Regions from separate parts of the Homo sapiens genome. Here region 1 is linked to region 2. A link is an interaction called in ENCODE POLR2A ChIA-PET data of the cell type or tissue named here. Cell type or tissue: HepG2. All regions are shown on one strand. Links, peaks and the distances in the headings refer to the core of each region. The heading gives the core; the rest is flanking DNA. Region 1 has its middle 28 kb from the start of CFL2. Region 2 overlaps SRP54 (signal recognition particle 54).

Region 1 (9,546 bases), core at 3,280-7,279, 250 kb after region 2:
CTGAGCTCAAACAATCTTCCTGCCTCAGTCTCCCCAGTAAATAGGACTAAAGTGCATGCCACCATGCCCAGCTAATTTTAAGATTTTTTGTAGAGATGAGGTCTTGCTATGTTGCCCAGGCTGGTCTTGAACTGCTGCCTTCAAGCTGTCCTCCCACCTCAGTCTTCCAAAGTGCTGGAAGTGTAGGCATGAGTCACCATGCCCAGCCTGAATTAAAGTTTTTTTTTTTTTTGAGACGAAGTCTCATTCTTGTCCCCCAGGCTGGAGTGCAATGGCGTGATCTCGGCTCACTGCAACCTCTGCCTCCCGGGTTCAAGCAGTTCTCCTGCCTCAGCCTCCCGAGTAGCTGGAATTACAGGCACCCGCCACCATGCCCGGCTAATTTTTGTATTTTTAGTAGAGACAGGGTTTCACCATGTTGGCCAGGCTGGTCTCGAGCTCCTGACCTCAGGTGATCTGCCTGCCTCGGCCCCACAAAGTGCTGGGATTACAGGCATGAGCCACCGCACCCAGCCTAAATTTTTTAAATACCTAGAAATGCTAAGTAAAATACTACAGGCATCTTATCTGATTAAATTCATAGCTAAGTACACTTGAGAGACTAAAACTATTCTGGTAGTCACATGAGCTGAAGCCGATGCTCTCCTGGTTGTGGAGTGGCAGGTGCCAGCCCATAAAGGAGAGTTAGATAGTCTCAACACTCCAGGGACTTAGGTTTTAAAACCTATGTGGAGACAGGAGATAGGCCCTTGGGCTCACTCAAATCAGGATTGAACTGAAAACCCATATAAAGCTGTAACCCACGTAGGAGTATACCTTTATTGAAAATGTGGGCTGGAAAAAAATCTGCCAATATGTAATCCAAAAACCTAGGAGAAAAATCTGCTTTAAAAAGTGGTCCTGGCTACTCTGGGCTCACTGCAAAAAAAAAAAAAAAAAACATGGTCCCAGGTCAGGGTGTGGTGGCTCACGCCTGTAACCCCATCACTAGAAGGCCGAGGCAGGCAGATCACCTGAGGTCAGGAGTTCGAGACCAGCCTGGCCAACATGGTGAAACCCCATCTCTAATAAAAATACAAAATTAGCCGGGTGTGGTGGCACATGCCTGTGTAATCCCAGCTACTTGAACCCAGGAGGCAGAGGTTGCAGTGAGCTGAGATCGCACCACAGCACTCCAGCCTGGGTGACAGAGCAAGACTCCATCTCGAAAAAAAAAAAGAATAAGTGGTCTTTAGACAGACTTCCATTTCTGGTAAGACGAAGCAGGCATCTTCTCTCCTATTCCTCCCACTCAGTATAGCTAAAAACCCTGGACGTTCTATATAAAACAAAAATAAGACTGAAAGGTGACAATAAGTCAGACTGACTAAAGGACCTTGGGACCAGAGGAAAGACAGTGGTAAGTTCCCTAGGTTTTCTTTTTGACTTATATATCAGACTTGATGCTAAAGAAGCGGAAACTTGAAAATGCCAAGTGGCACAGACGAAGTGTAAAGCCACAACAAAAGCCTCTCTAGCCAAAGAACTAGGACAGGGGCAGCCTAATAAGACAGAAAACCTAGACAATAACCACTATCCCAGCCAAACACCACAAAAAACAAACCAACCAACCAACCCTGGCCCTACCCATATCCACACCAACAAAGAACAAGCAGGGAGTCTACACTTCCATCCCCAGAAGGATAAAATGAGGCGGTACAGTGCACCCACCGGAGTGGTGTCAGAGAAGTAAGGAACAAGAAAGGCAAAGTAAGGAACCTGGCCTTTCATCCCTGCTGGCAGAAATGAGATACCCCCAATCCCTCCCAGTGTCAGTACAGACCGTCTGGGGGGCTGATTCACACATCTGCCCACCAATAGCAAGGAGCACCCCCTTTCTGGTGTCAAAGAGGCTGGCAGGAGAACTTGGACTTCTACTTGTATCTGGCAGTTACAAGGAAGCAACCCAGCTTTCTTTGCCAGAATGGTGTCACAGAAAGCCAGCTAAAACTAGGTTTAAATAAGGTATTAAGTCTCATCATGGGCTGGGCATGGTGGCTCATGACTGGAATCCCAGCACTTCGGGAGGCCAAAGCCGGCCAAACCCAGGAGTTCGACACCAGCTTGGGCAATATGGCAAAACCTGTCTCTACAAAAAATACAAAAATTAGCTGGGCATGCTGGCACATGCCTGTGGTCCCAGCTACTCGGGAGGCTGAGGTGGGAGAATCGCTTGAGTGTGGGAGGTGGGGGTTGCAGTGAGCCGAGAGCAAGCCACTGCACTCCAGCCTGAATGACAGATTGAGACCCAGACATTTTTATACTGTTATGAGACTTTATTTTTATTTTTTTGCAACAAAAAATAAAAGGCTCATAACAATACGAAAATGTCCGCATTTCAATAAAAAATCATTCATACGAAGAACCAAGAAGATTGAAACTGAATGAAAAAAAAGATGTCAACACCAAAATGACATGTTAGAACAATTGACAAAGATTTTAAAGCAGCCATGATGAAAATGCTTCAATGAGCAATTATGAACATCCCTGAAACAAATAAAGTAGCTTCAGTGTACTAGTTTCCTATTGCTGCCATAACAAATCACCACAAATTCACCAGCTTAATGCAGATTCGTTAGCTGTAGGTTAGAAGTCTGACATGGGTCTTAACTGGGCTAAATCAATTTGTCCACAAGGCTGTTACTTTGTAGAGACCCTAAGGGAGAATCTATTTCCTCGCTCCTTCCAGCTTCTACCCACATTCCTCGGCATGTAGCCCTCTTCCTCCATCTTCAAAGCCAGCAACATGACATCTCTGTGCCTTTCTGTCACATCTTCCTCTAACCACAAGCAGGAAAGTTTCTCTGATTTTAAGGACCCATGTAATTAGATTGCACCCACCAGACAATCCAAGCTAATCCCCCTGTTCAAATCCTCAAGCACATTATTTTAAAGTTTATTTTGCCATGTAGAGTAACATATTCACAGTTCCAGGGATTAAGACATGGACATCTTTGGAGGACCATTCTGCCTACTGCACTCAGCAAAGAAATACAAAGTCTCAGAATACAGAAGTTATGAAGAAGAACCAAATGGAAAATTTAGGGCACAGTAACCAAAAGAAAAATCTCAGTGGATGGACCCAACAGGACAATGGAGGAGAGAGAGGAAAGAATCAGTAAACTAGAATACATATTACCCAATCTGAGCAACAGAGAAAAAACAGATTGAACAAAATTGAACATGACCTTAGGGAACTATAATAAAAAAAAAACTAACATTCATGTCATCAGAGTTGCCAAAGCAGAGGAGAAAAAAGGTGGGACTAACAAAGCCCTCAAAGAAATAACTCAAAATTCCCCAAGAGACAACCCACAGATTCAAGAAGGTGAACAAACTCTGAAAAGGATAAACCCAAAGAAATCCATGCCAAGACATCATAATTAATTTTCTGAAAACTAAAGACAAAAAAATCTTGAAAATAGCCAGCAGAAAATGAGTGACATTTTACGTATAAGGGGAAATCAATTAGAACACACTAGAAAATGGTGGGAGAAAGAAGTGGCGCAATATTTTTCAGGAACAAACTGTTCGAGTTTTGTTCAAAAACAAAACTGTTGGCCGGGCACAGTGGCTCACGCCTGTAATCCCAGCACTCTGGGAGGCCAGGGCGGGTAGATCACTTGAGGTCAGGATTTCGAGACCAGCCTGGCCAACATGGTGAAACCCCATCTCTACTAAAAATACAAAAATTAGCCGGGCATGGTGGCATGCACCTGTAATCCCAGCTACTCAGGAGGCTGAGACAGGAGAATCACTTGAACCCAGAGGTAGAGGTTACAGTGAGCCAAGATTACACTACTGCACTCCAGCCTGGGCAACAAGAGTGAGATTCTTTCTCAAAAAAAAAAAAAAAAAAAAAAAGGCCAGGCGTGGTGGCTCCCGCCTATAATCCCAGCACTTTGGGAGGCTGAGGTGGGCAGATCATGAGGTCAGGAGATCAAGACCATCCTGGCTAACACGGTGAAACCCCATCTCTACTAAAAATACAAAAAATTAGCCAGGAGTGGCGGCAGGCACCTGTAGTCCCAGCTACTTGGGAGGCTGAGGCAGGAGAATGGCGTCAACCCGGGAGGCAGAGGTTGCAGTGAGCCGAGATCATGCCACTGCACTCCAGCCTGGGCGACAGAGCGAGACTCCATCTAAAAATAAAAATTAAAAAAAAGAAGTTATCTAGGCTGGGTGGAGTAGCTCACACCTCTAATCTCAGCACTTTGGGAAGCTGAGTTAGGATGATCATTTGAGCTCAGGAGTTCGAGATCAGCCTGGGCAATATGGTGAAACACTGTCTCTACAAAAAATACAAAAATTAGCCAGGAGTGGTGGCTCATGCCTGTGGCCCCAGGTACTTGGGAGGCTGAGACAGAAGTATCACTTGAACCCAGGAAGTAGTGGTTGCAATAAGCTGAGATCTGGTCATTGCACTCCAACCTGGACACTAGACAGAGACACTGTCTCAAAAAAAAAAAAGAGAGAGAGAGAGATTGGCCAAGAACTATGAGTTGTGGGTAGGGAGGGCTGAATAAATAAGAGTGCAGGGGATTTTTTTTTTTTAAATACAGGGTCTCACTCTGTCACCAGGCTGGAATGCAGTGGCACAATCTCAGCTCGCTGCAGCCTCAAACTCCCCAGATTCAGGTGACCCTCCCACCTCAGTCTCCTGAGTAGCTAGGACCACAGGCACACGCCACCATGCCCGGCTAATTTTTGTATTTTTGGTAGAGATGGGGTTTCGCCATGTTACCCAGGCTGGTTTCGAAATCCTCAGCTCAAGCGACCCACCTGCCTTGGCCTCCCAAAGTGCTGCAATGATGGCACCCAGCCAAGAATGTTAACCTGAAGTGTGCATGCGTTTAGGGCCACAAAATATATGAAGCAAAAGCTGATAGAACTGAAAGGAGAAATAGACAAACCTACAGTTACAGACGGAGACTTCAACACTTCCCTCTTAACAATTACTAGAACAACTAGGCAGAAAATCAGCAATGATATAAAAGAACTAAACAATAACATCAACCAGTAACATACAGGCTTAGAAAAACTCCACCCAACAACAGAACACAACAACAGAACATACACCAAGACAGATCATATCCTGGGCCATAAAACAAACCTTAAATTTAAAAGAACTGAAATTATGTAAAATGTAATCTGTGGCCACAATGAAATCAAACTAGAAATCAATAATGGAAACATAACAGGAAAATCTCCAAACTAAACAAAATACTTTTAGATAATCCATGGGTCAAAGAGGAGGTAAAAAAAATTGAGAAAAAAAAAGAGAATACAATAAACAAAATGAAAAAATAGATATATTTTCCCCCAAGCTATATGCTTCTACCTTAATACTCTTCCTCTATTTCATTTCAGGTTTTTTCACTCTAAAGTCTAAACTAACTAGGTCAGAGTCTTCAAAGTATTGCATTTGTTTAACTGGCATAATAATGCTATCTCAGCATAAACTATGGTAAAGGTTCCACCAGTCCAGGCCATTTTTGACAACTTCTTGGAAGGAAATGGGCAAACCACAAATCAAAAGAACATCCGCATCTGAAAATCCACCCTGTATAATAGTAGAAGGCAAGAGATCTGTAACTAAAGCTAGTTATAAGTTGATGGACTCACTATGAACAATTTGGCTACATCTGGTAGAATTACAGAAAGCATGTAGAGTTCACATGTGTTAGAAATCCTAGAAGATCAAAGACTCTTAGCTTGAACTCTTTCTTAGTAGAGCTAAAAATGTATGTCACTCGGCCAGGCACGGTGGCTCACGCCTGTAACCCCAGCACTTTCGGAGGCCAAGGCAGGAGAATCACAACGTCAGGAGTTCAAGACCAGCCTGGCCAACATGGTGAAACCCCGTCTCTACTAAAAACACAAAAATTAGCTGGGCGTGGTGGCATGCACCTATAATCCCAGCTACTCAGGAGGCTGAGGCAGGAGAATTGCTTGAACCCGGGAGGCAGAGGTTGCAGTGAGCCGAGATCACGCCACTGCACTCCAGCCTGGGTGACAGAACAAGACCCTGTCTTGGAAAAAAAAAAAAAAAAAGTGAAGACCATGGGAAAGGCGCAGTATCTGGCCTGGAGTGCAGTGTTCCTCATGGCACAGTCCCTTAGTGGGACTTCCTTGGCTAGGGGAGGGAGTTCCCCAACCCCTTGTGCTTCCCAGGTGAGGCAACACCCCACCCTGCTTCGGCTTGCTGTCTGTCGGCTGCACCCACTGTCCAACCAGTCCCAATGAGATAAATCAGGTACCTCAGGTGGAAATGCAGAAATCACCCACCTTCCACATCAGTCTCGCTGGGAGCTGCAGACCAGAGCTGTTCCTATTTGGCCATCTTGCCAACAATTCCCTTAAGAAACTCACTCAAAACCACACAACTACATGGAAACTGAACAACCTGCTCCTGAATGAGTACTGGGTAAATAACGAAATTAAGGCAGAAATAAGTAAGTTCTTTGAAACCAATGAGAACAAAGACACAATGTACCAGAATCTCTGGGACACATCTAAAGCAGTGTTTAGAGGGAAATTTATAGCATTAAATGCCCACAAGAGAAAGCAGGAAAGATCTGAAATCGACACCCTAACATCACAATTAAAAGAACTAGAGAGCTCTCGGCTTTCGGCTTGGAGGAGGCCAAGGTGCAACTTTCTTTGGTCATTCCGCACCAGCCGCCTCCACCATGCCGCCAAAGTTCGACCCCAACGAAATCAAAGTCGTATACCTGAGGTGCACCGGAGGTGAAGTCGGTGCCACTTCTGCCCTGGCCCCCAAGATCGGCCCCCTGGGTCTGTCTCCAAAAAAGGTTGGTGATGACATTGCCAAGGCAACGGGTGACTGGAAGGGCCTGAGGATTACAGTGAAACTGACCATTCAGAACAGACAGGCCCAGATTGAAGTGGTGCCTTCTGCCTCTGCCCTAATCATCAAAGCTCTTAAGGAACCACCAAGACACAGAAAGAAATAGAAAAACATTAAACACCGTGGGAATATCACTTTTGATGAGATCGTCAACATTGCTTGACAGATGCGGCACTGATCCTTAGCCAGAGAACTCTCTGGAACCATTAAAGAGATCCTGGGGACTGCCCAGTCTGTGGGCTGTAACGTTGATGGCCGCCACCCTCATGACATCATAGATCACATCAACATTGGTGCTGTGGAATGCCCAGCCAGTTAAGCACAAAGGAAAATATTTCAGTAAAGAATCATTTGACAACTGGTGAAAAAAAAAGAACTAGAGAAGAGAAGCAAGAGCAAACAAATTCAAAAGCTAACAGAAGACAAGAAATAACTAAGATCAGAGCAGAACTGAAAGAGATAGAGACATGAAAAACCGTTCAAAAGATCAATGAATCCAGGAGCTGGTTTTTTGAAAAGATCAACAACATAGATAGACTGCTAGCCAGACTAATAAAGAAGAAAAGAGAGAAGAATCAAATAGATGCAATAAAAAATGATAAAGGGGATATCACCACTGATCCCACAGAAATACAAACTACCATCAGAGAATACTATAAACACCTCTACGCAAATAAACTAGAAAATCTAGAAGAAATGGATAAATTCCTGGACACATACACCCTCCCAAGTCAAACCAAGAAGAAGTTGAATCCCTGAATAGACCAATAACAAGTTCTGAAATTGAGGCAGTAATAGCCTACCAACCAAAAAAAGTCCAGGACCAGATGGATTCACAACCAAATTCTACCAGAGGTACAAAGAGGAGCAGATACCATTCCTTCTGAAACTATTCCGAACAATAGAAAAAGAGGGAATCCTCCCTAACTCATTTTATGAGGCCAGCATCATCCTGATACCAAAGCCTGGCAGAGACACAACAAAAAAAGGGAATTTTAGACCAATATCCCTGATGAACGTCGATGCAAAAATCCTCAATAAAATACTGGCAAACCGAATCCAGCAGCACATCAAAAAGCTTATCCACCATGATCAAGTGGGCTTCATCCCTGGGATACAAGGCTGGTTCAACATATGCACATCAATAAACGTAATCCATCACATAAACAGAACCAATGACAAAAACCACATGATTATCTCAATAGATGCAGAAAAGGCCTTTGACAAAATTCAACACCCCTTCATGCTAACAACTCTCAATAAACTAGGTACTGATGGAATGTATCTCAAAATAGTAAGAGCTATTTATGACAAACCCACAGCCAATATCATACTGAATGGCCAAAAACTGGAAGCATTCCCTTTGAAAACCGGCACAAGACAGGGATGTCCTCTCTCACCACTCCTATTCAACATAGTATTGGAAGTTCTGGCCAGGGCAATCAGGCAAGAGAAAGTAATAAAGCGTATTCAAACAGGAAGAGAGGAAGTCAAATTGTCTCTGTTTGCAGATGACATGATTGTATATTTAGAAAACCCCATTGTCTCAGCCTGAAATCTCCTTAAGCTGTTAAGCGACTTCAGCAGTCTCAGGATACAAAATCAATGTGCAAAAATCACAAGCATTCCTATACACCAATAATAAACAGAGAGCCAAATCATGAGTGAACTCCCATTCACAACTGCTACAAAGAGAATAAAATACCTAGGAATACAACTTACAAGGGGGAGAACTACAAACCACTACTCAAGGAAATAAGAGAGGACACAAACAAATGGAAAAACATTCCATGCTCATGGATAGGAAGAATTGATGTTGTGAAACTGGCCATACTGCCAAAAGTAATTTATAGATTCAATGCTATCCCCATCAAGCTACCACTGACTTTCTTCACAGAATTAGAAAAAACTACTTTAAATTTCATATTGAACCAAAAAAAAAAGAGACCGTATAGCCAAGAAAATCCTAAGCAAAAAAACAAAGCTGGAGGCATCACGCTACCTGACTTCAAGTTATATTACAAGACTACAGTAACCAAAACAGCATGGTACTGGTACCAAAACAGATATATAGATCAATGGAACAGAACAGAGCCCTCAGAAATAACACCACACATCTACAACCATCTGATCTTTGACAAACCTGACAAAAACAAGCATTGGGGAAATGATTCCTTATTTAATAAATGGTGCTGGGAAAACTGGCTAGCCATACACAAAAAACTGAAACTGGACCCCTTCCTTAAACCTTAAACAAAAATTAACTCAAGATGGATTAAAGTCTTAAACGTAAGACCTAAAACCTGCTGCACGCAGTGGCTCATGCCTGTAATCCCAGCACTTTGGGAGGCCGAGGTGGGAGGATCACAAGATCAGGAGTTCGAGACCAGTCTGGCCAACACAGTGAAACCCTGTCTCTACTAAAAATACACAAAAAATTAGCCAGGTATGGTGGTGTGCACCTATAATCCCAGCTACTCAGGAGGCTGAGGCAGGAGAATCGCGTGAACCTGGGAGGCGGAGGTTGCAATGAGCCAAGATTGTGCCACTGCACTCCAGCCTGGGCAACAGAACGAGACTCCGTCTCAAAAAAAAAAAACCTAAAACCGTAAAAACCCTAGAAAAAAAACCTAGGC
Region 2 (9,546 bases), core at 1,759-5,758:
TTGGTAACCCTTCCAAACTAATGTAGTCTAATTTAGTCAACCAAGATTATCCAGACTAGATCCCTTCTACAGAATACACAGGAGATTAAAAATAAGAGAAACAGCACCAGGCGTGGTGGCTCACGCCTGTAATCCCAGCACTTTGGGAGGCCGAGGTGGGTGGATCATCTGAGGTCAGGAGTTCGAGACCAGCCTGGCCAACATGGCAAAACCCTATCTCTACTAAAAATACAAAAAAAAAATTAGCTGGGCATGGTGGCAGGCACCTTTAATTCCAGCTACTCAGAAGGCTGAGGCAGGAGAATCGCTTGAAGATGGGAGGCAGAGGTTACAGTGAGCTGAGATCGCGCCACTGCACTCAGCCTGGGCAACAAGAGAGAAAGTCCGTATTAAAAAAAATAAATTTTGGGCCAGGTGCGGTGGCTCATGCCTGTAATCTCAGCACTTTGGGAGGCCGAGGCAGGCGGATCACCTGAGGTTGGGAGTTCGAGACCACCCTGACCAAAATGGAGAAACCCCGTCTCTACTAAAAATACAAAATTAGCCAGGTATGGTGGCACATGCCTGTAATGCCAGCTACTTGGGAGGCTGAGACAGGTGAATCGCTTGAACCCGGGAGGTGGAGATTGCGGTGAGCTGGAGATCATGCCATTGCACTCCAGCCTGGGCAACAAGAGTGAAACTCCATCTCAATAAATAAATAAATTAATTAATTAATTTTAAGACAAACAGGAAGATGAAATAGCTGACTCATTCACCATAGAGAAAGTAAAGAGGTGAGAGGAATCATAAAAAGGCAGGAAGGGAAAATGCATTTGAGGACCTATCACTGGCAAACAGATATCCCAGGCTGAGCTACAAATTAAACACTACACTTTCACTCAAGTACAATTTGGTAATTTAGAACTTAAAAAAAACTTACTACCAATACTTGATGAAATTGAAAAAAAAATTGCTTACCATAAGATTTTTTTACAATTACATTGTTACTTAACCTGAGAGCCAACCACCTCATGGAAAAGATCCAGGACTTTTTATTTCTTATGCCATACCCATTATACAAAATAATTATTGATCCTTAAATTAATATTCTTCATTTAAGAAATAAGATTCAGATGTTTCAGTTTATATCCTTCACCATGGTGGTACTGGGAGTGATAGAATCCTATTTATGACACCACAATTAACTTTTTTAGAGGTCATGTCATAAACAGATCATCTTTCATTTTAAAAAGCTATACTAAGCCAGGCATGGTGGTTTACGCCTATAATCCCAGCACTCTGGGAGGCCAAGGCAGGCAGATTGCTTGAGGTTGGGAGTTCAAGACCAGTCTAGCCAACATGGTGAAACCCCATCTCTACAAAATATACAAAACTTGGCCGGGTATGGTGGTGCACTCCGGTAGTCCCAGCTACTCAGGAGTGTGAGGCAGGAGAATCACTTGAACCCAGGAGGTGGAGGTTGCAATGAGCCGAGATCACATCACTGTGATGAGATGGAGTGAGACTCCATCTCCAAATAAATAAATAAATAAATAAATAAATAAGCCATACTAGTTAACTTTTTGGGGGGGCAAACTTTAGGAAGTGTCTTTAATTTTTTTAATTAATTTATTTTAGATTCAGAGGGTACATGTGTATGTTTGTTACACTGGTATACTGTGTAATGGTGGGGACTGGACTTATACACACATGACCCAAATATTGAACCTTGAACCCAAGAGGTACTTTTTCAATCCTCAGTCTTCTCCCAAACTCTTCCATTTTGGAATGGTCTGTGTCTACTACTTTCGTCTTTATGTCCATGGGTACCTATGTTTAGCTCTCACTTATAAGTGAGAACATGAGATACTTGATTTTCTGTTTCTGAATTAGTTCTCTTAGGATAATGGCCTCCTGCTCCATCCATGTTGCTGCAAAGGACATGATTTCATTCTTTTTATGGCTGCCTAGTAAATTCTTAAATATAAATCTAACTTTCCATGTTAACTGGTTGTTTTAAATTTAAAAATTTTAAAAACTTCTGTGAGGTTTTCCAATATACTTTTCCTTCTGCAAGTAGTTACTGGCAGTGTGTATTTTAAAACATTTTTGCCTTAAATTTAAAAAATATATTTTATTATATAATACATGAATACATATAGTTTTAATATATAAAATAACAAAATCTGTCCGGGCCCAGTGGCTCACGCCTGTAATCCCAGCACTTTGGGAGGCCAAGGCGGGTGGATCACCTGAAGTCAGGAGTTCAAGGCCAGCCTGGTCAACATGGCGAAACCCCATCTCTACTAAAAACACAAAAATTAGCCAGGCTTGGTGGCAGATGCCTGTAATCCCAGCTACTCTGGAGACTGAGGCAGGAGAATTGCTTGAACCAGGAGGCGGAGGTTGCAGTGAGCCGAGATGGTGCCACTGCACTCCAGCCTGGATGACAAGAGCAAAACTCCGTCTTAAAACACAAAACACAAAAACAAAATAAAATCCTGCATTTCAGTAGAGGAGTAAGAACATCTAATAATACCTTTAACTTACAGTGTTTCCTCTACAATGTCCAAGGATGATGTGTTCCTGAAAACTCCGTGTTAGAATTTTGCTTAAAATCTCAATGACTTCCATTGCACACAGATGTAAAGTCCTCAGAATGGACTGTAAGGCCCCCTCCACCCCCCACCCCCAACACACACGCATGACTGATTTTAATCATACTGACCTCCTTGCTATTGCTGCTACACATTTCCACCTCAGTGTCTCGGTACTAGCCAGCATGCTCTTCCTCTGCTTGACAACATAACTCCCTCCCTCATTTCCTTCAGATTTGTCCAGATGCCATTTCTCAATGAGGTCTTCCCTAATCACTTATTTAAAACTGCAACCCTCTTCCCTTTATTTTTTCCTATTGTTCTATTATCAACTGACATATGGCTTATTTATATTATTTGTCACCTATAATCTCACTATTGAAATGTAAGCTGTGGCCAGGTGTGGTGGCTCATGCCTGTAATCCCAGCACTTTGGGAGGCCGAGGTGAGTGGATTGCCTGAGGTCAGGAGTTCGAGACCAGCCTGGCCAACATGGTGAAACCCCATCTCTACTGAAAATACAAAAATTAGCCAGGCGCGGTGGCAGATGCCTGTAATCCCAGGTACTCAGAAGGCTGAGGCATGAGAATCGCTTGAACCCAGGAGGTGGAGGTTACAGTGAGCCCAGATCGTGCCACTGCACTCCAGCCTGGGTGAAAGAGCAAAACTCCATCTCAACAACAACAACAACAACAAAAAAAAAAAAAAAAAAAAGAAAAGAAATTTAACCTGCACAAGGGCAGGGATTTTTGCCTCTTTTGCTTTCTCCTGTGAGCTCACTGCTTTATCTATCCTCAGCCTTATACAGTAAATCCTTAATAAAAATGAACATTATGAATGAATGAAATGATGTATTTAAGGCCTTAGGGAAAAAGCGAGACCAGAGAACTAAAGTCATGAAAGGCACTGCAAATATCTTTAAAAGCCACTAAAATAAATCAATGAAGATAATATGATGAATCAAAAGAAAAACAATAACTTGGGTAATTTGTACTGTACATTAAATATATTTATTTGTCATTACTTATAATTCTTCTTCAGAATTTCCCTGCCATGCATTTCCAACAAGATACTTAAAAATTAACCTCACCTTGTTCTAATATGTACACTAAAGTGAAAAATACCTTTTGTATGTTAATAGCTAAGCCTAAATCTCAGGTTGGAGTAATCTACAATTCAAGTACACTCTCAAGATTCTCTTGCCTAACTAAAACGATTTATAGAAATAAATCTGTATATGCTAGAATTTCACAAAGGAAGAATCTCTACTTAGATGGGGCTTTTAGAAAGGTAAGAGATTACCACACAGTACTTTCTTACAGTTGAACATCTATTATCTCATTTCACTCTTACAACAATTTTATGATATAAGCAGGATAGGGAATAGAACAGCCGTTCCCTGCCAAAAAAAAGCAAAATGACTTCCCATAGTCCTTTGGCTAGAGTATGAATGAAGCTTTAAATTATAGGGTTGAATACACCTGCTGGAAACTGCAAGGACAAATTTTGCTGCTATGCTATAATAGAAGAAATCACATTTTAATCATATTTAAAGATGTATATTCCTCTTTGTGGAGGAGTAATTGCAACGTTCAGAAAGAAATGATAACTATCACTGCAATCAGACCAGTACATACAAGGACTGATCCTGGCTCGAGTCACAGGGTCTTCTAACTGGGGTCTGACTAGGATTTGGATAGTAAGCAATAGAAACAGGCTGAAGTTTTGGGTGCCCTAAGTAAGGCAATCACAGGGCCAAGTATCACACTTACTTGCTGCAGTGTGAAGTACTGGAAAGAGCATAGATTTTGGAGTCTGACAGACTTAGATTCAAATCCTAGCTCTGTTACATACTGGCTGTGTTACTTTGGGCAAGTTACTTAATCTCTCTGAGCCTCACTTTCCTCACTTGCAAAATGAAGATACCATTACCAAGGTAGTTACCCTGAAGGGCTGTTGTGAGGATTAAATGAGACAATACATATAAAGCTGTCTTCAAAAACCTAGCATATTAACTATTAACTTCCTTTCTTTTTTTAATGATACCAACTATCTCTCTCTGTATTATATGGAGTGTAAGTAAGCTGGAAATTTTCTGAACAATCTTACAGAAGTGTCTGTCCCATCATTCAGGAACCACTCCTGGAATCTTTAAAATTTAGTGGCAATTACAACTGCCAGATTATTATTCAACAGAAGCTGCAGTGTCCAAAAACCCACCTTTCTCTACATAAACAATTATAAATATTCCTGCCAGATTTGCCTGATCTGAGATTATATAAACAGAGTCTAATGATTAGCTATGTCAAATCCTATTACAACATAATCCCTACAAAAAAGTTCTTTTTTTTTTTGAGACAGAGTTTTGCTCTTGTTGCCCAGGCTGGAGTGCAATGGGGCAATCTCAGCTCACTGCAACCTCCCGAGCAGCTAGGATTACAGGTGCCCACCACCACGCCCAGGTAATTTTTTGTATTTTTAGTAGAGACAGGGTTTCACCATGTTGGTCAGGCTGGTCTTGAACTCCTGACCTCAGGTGATCCACCCACCGTGGCCTCCCAAAGTGCTCGGATTATAGACAGGCATGAGCCACTGCACCTGGCCAAAAGTCCTTTCTTCTAAGTCCTTGTCAATGACTTTTTGAATCAATATTAGCCTCAAGAACTAAATATACTTAGAAAAATTACTTCTACATAGTACAGTCAGCCTTCTGTATCTGGGGCTTCACAACCATGGATTCAACCAACTACAAATCAAAACATTCAGAAAAAAAATTGTGTCTCTAGTGAACATGTACAGACTTTTCTTGTCATTATTCCCTAAACAATACAGTATAACAAGTATTTTCTTAAGGATATAAATATGGTATAACAACTATTTACATTTTGTATTAGGTATTGATCTAGAGATGCTTTAAAGTACATGGAAGGATGTGCATAGGTCATATGCAAATACTACACCATTTTACATCAGGGACTTGAGCATCCTCTGATTTTGGTCCTGGAATCAATCCCCCCCAGATAGCAAGAGACAACTGTATACTTTTCTATAAAGCAGTCAAAGGCTAATAACCAGTATTTGCTTTTCTGACTTTAATACTAAATATTTTTCTTAATTCTGCACAGCATATGTGTTCACAGTCTAGGACCACAGAAAAGTAAATTTAGTTAACAAAATGGCCTATAGGTATTGTATTTAGTAAAATATATACATTATATATATATATGTTATATATATATATATATTTTTTTTTTTTTTTTTTTGAGATGGAGTCTCACTCTGTCGCCAGGCTGGAGTGCAGTGGTGTGATCTCAGCTCACTGCAACCTCCACCTCCTGGGTTCAAGAGATTCTCCTGCCTCAGCTTTCTGAGTAGCTGGGACTACAGGCGCATGCCACCACACCCACCTAATTTTTGTATTTTTAGTAGAGACGGGGTTTCACCATGTTGGCCAGGATGGTCTCGACCTCTTGACCTCGTGATCCACCCACCTCAGCCTCCCAAAGTGCTAGGATTACAGGCGTGAACCACCGCACCCAGCTTAGTGAAATATATTTTAATGACTAATTTTACAATGTTAATTATGACTTTCAAATTTAGGAACTGTTTTTCATGCTGAATCTACTTATTCCCCAAGGAAATAATTCACCTTTATGTTCTGTGATTACAAAATGATGTATCTTCACTGTAAAAGTTAAAACATTACAGAAATATTTAAGGTAGAAAATATAATTCCCCTAATTCTACCCACTCCCATACCATGGTAACAACCAATAATAATCTGGTATATATTAATATGGATTGTATTTTCTAGGTATATTAATTTAAGCAAGGTTTCCCAAGAATTTATGGTTTTGGCGGGGAGTAAAGAGGGGAGCAAAAATTAGGAAAATTCTTTTGTAAAATATGCTTGCTAATGCTAAAAACAGGCTTAAATGCAAAAGGCAGACTACAAAACTGCATATGTAGTATAATCCATATTTTGTTAAACACAGTCTAAAAACAAGTATTAAAAAATATTAGCCATCAGGGAATTGTAAATCAAAATCTTAATAAGATATCATCCAAATACTTGTACATGAATGGTCAGAGCAGCATTATTCATAATAGCCAAAAAGTAGAAACAACCCAAATATCCTTCAACTTATGAACGGATAAGTAAAATGTAGAATAAAATACAAAGGTATATCACTAGGCAATAAAAAGAAATGAAGTACTGAACATATGCCACAACATGGATTAATCTTCGAAACATAAGTGAAAAAACCCAGTCACAAAAGATCACATATTATGGTTCCACATGAATTGTTCAGAATACATAAATCTACAGAGACAGAAAGTGGATTAATAGTTGCTTAGGGCTCAGGAGATGGAGTAAAATAGGGAATGATTGCTAATAGGTATGGGGTTTCTTCATGGGATAATAAAAATGTACGAAAATTGATTATGGTGATAGTTGCGTAACTTTGTAAATACACTATAATCCTTTCAATTGTACACTTTAGGTGAACTAAGAATTATGTGTGTGTGTGTGTGTATATATATATACACACACACACACACATATATATATATATTTTTTTTTTTTTTTTTCAGATGTAGTGTCTCTCTGTCACCCAGGCTAGAGTGCAGTGGCAAGATCTCGGCTCACTGCAATATCTGCCTTCTGGATTCAAGCGATTCTCCTGCCTCAGCCTCCCGTGTAGCTGGGACTACATGGAGTGCCACCATGCTCGGCTAATTTTTTGTATTTTTAGTAGAGATGGGGTTTCACCTTGTTAGCCAGGATGCTCTGGATCTCCTGACCTTGTGATCTGCCTGCCTTGGCCTCCCAAAGTGTTGGGACAGGCTTAAGCCACCGCACCCAGCCAAGAATTATATTTTAATAAACTGTTAAAATAACATTTGTTATCTCTGGATGATGAATAACTAGCAATTTTTTTTTTTTGAGACAGAGTCTCACTCTGTGCCCACTGGAGTGCAGTGGCACAATCTCGGCTCACTGCAACCTCTGCCCTCCGAGTTCAAGCGATTCTCCTGCCTTGGCCTCCCAAGTAGCTGGGATTACAGGTGCCTGCCACCACACCCAGCTAATTTTTTATATTTGTAGTAGAGATGGGTTTTCACTATCTTGGCCAGGCTGGTCTTGAACTCCTGACATCATGATCCACCCGCCTCAGCCTCCCAAAGTGCTGGGATTACAGGCGTGAGCCACCACGACCAGCAATTTTTATTTTCTTATATCTTTTTCTAATTTCCAATTTTTTAGTAATGACTGAGAACACTATTTTTTAAGTCAAGGGAAAATTATTTTCCAAAGCGTTCCTTGTGAGAATTAGAGTGCAACTAGTCAACAGACTAGAGGTTGGGATGGAGCTGCCACTTGTATTCATTTACTCATTCATTAAACACCTACTATGTACTCCAGAAATTGTCCCAGCATGAGAGAAGTTCTAATTCCTAATCAAATATAACAGTTTAACACAAGACTCCCTTCAAAAGATAAATTATGCATCATACCACCTCTGTCTTAACTTAGCACCAAAGATTATATTCAATTATATCAAGAAGTATCAAGCAACTTTCTCTTCATTAAAGTAATTGTTTTTCAAATTTTAAAACTCATTTTATGTAAAATAATATCACAGCACCAATTCGTACTTTTGCAGCAAAAAAGGTATACCAAAAAAAAAGTCAATTAGCAACAAGAGGTAATAACTCAGGAACACTGGGAATCATTTCTTTACGATACTTTCTGGCTATGAGGTCAACCATAAAAAGAATCTTTACATAAAATGCTACCAAGAAGAAAATTAAAACGAAAATCAAAAGAATTCCTTGGAAAGTTGGCCTTAACATTGAAAAGAAAAAGGAAAAGTGAAAAATAAAAAAGGAAAAGGAGGGATAAGAGGCATATGCTCAAGCAATGCGTTATTTCAATGACATTTAGATAATGCCTATCAGTAAAAATTAAATGCTCAATCAGACTCTCCAGAGATAGTAAGGTAAAAAAGTTTTAGGGGGAGTAGCTTCATCTAAATTCTTAATCTGGAGTGCAAAACAAGACATTTATGTTTTGAAAACTTTCACTAGCTATATTGATGTGCAGCAAGGGTTCATAATCACTATATTAAGTATTTAATAACATGTCCCAAAGAAAACAACAGAATGAGAAATCTGTTCTATACCTTAGAAACATCTTTAGATACAGTGTAACAAATACATTGGAGGGAAAAAACTGAAGAGCCAGGACACTACATGCACTACCCATACTCCATAAGGCTAGTTGAGACAAGATGTGGCCTTGAACTAGAGAAAAAGAAACTAGGGTTAAGGGCTAATTCATGAAGCAGAATCTAATGACCAAATGGTTATGGCAAGTGAAGGAAAAAAGAGGCAAAAATGATTCCAATATCTCTAGTTTTTATAACCAGATGGCTAGTGATGCCATTAACCAATGAATGGAAGGCAAAAAGGGAAGGTGGTTTGAAAGTCAGAGGAGTTAATAGAGAAGAGGTCAAAGGGACTTAATGTATTATTTTTAATGTTTCACTTTTTATGAAGGATGTGTACATAGATGTTCATTTCATTATCCCTCCAACTAGCTGGGACTACAGGCGGCGCCACTAAGCCTGGCTAATTTTTGTCTCTTTTGTTGAGACAGGGAGTTTCGCCATGTTACCCAAGCTGGTCTCGAACTCTTGAGCTAAAGCAATCTGCCAGCCTCAGCCTCCCAAAGTATTGGGATTACAGGCGTGAGCCATTGCTCACAGCCCTTATAATCCTTTTAAAAATTTAACCTACTTGTATCACAAAATTCAACCAGAGGTCAAAACTCAAAAACGCACTGACAATCACTGCTTTTATACACTTTCGTATGCATGACATATGTCATAGTGAAAAAAAAAAAAAAAAGGAAGGTGAAGACAGTGCATTTGGTTTTGGACCTAATGAGTTTGCAAGTTTT

What was found. Peaks named below come from ENCODE experiments on the same cell type or tissue, not always from the same donor. Only the 100,000 strongest peaks of a DNase experiment are listed, where the experiment ranks them.
Region 1: POLR2A ChIA-PET joins it to region 2 with 8 read pairs; 4 of 35 experiments call an interaction of 5 or more read pairs at or near these places.

What each region holds. Positions count from the first base shown.
Region 1 is chr14:34,738,019-34,747,564 of GRCh38, reverse strand. It overlaps the pseudogene RPL12P6. Among named protein-coding and RNA genes, the nearest start is that of CFL2, 28 kb to the right of the region's middle. In HepG2, for the core only: no CTCF peak of the experiment used is centred there; DNase peaks (open chromatin) are centred at 4,562 and 4,849.
Region 2 is chr14:34,984,857-34,994,402 of GRCh38, reverse strand. The region is part of intron 1 of SRP54 (signal recognition particle 54); the gene reads right to left. Among named protein-coding and RNA genes, the nearest start is that of SRP54, 6.6 kb to the right of the region's middle. In HepG2, for the core only: no CTCF peak of the experiment used is centred there; no DNase peak of the experiment used is centred there.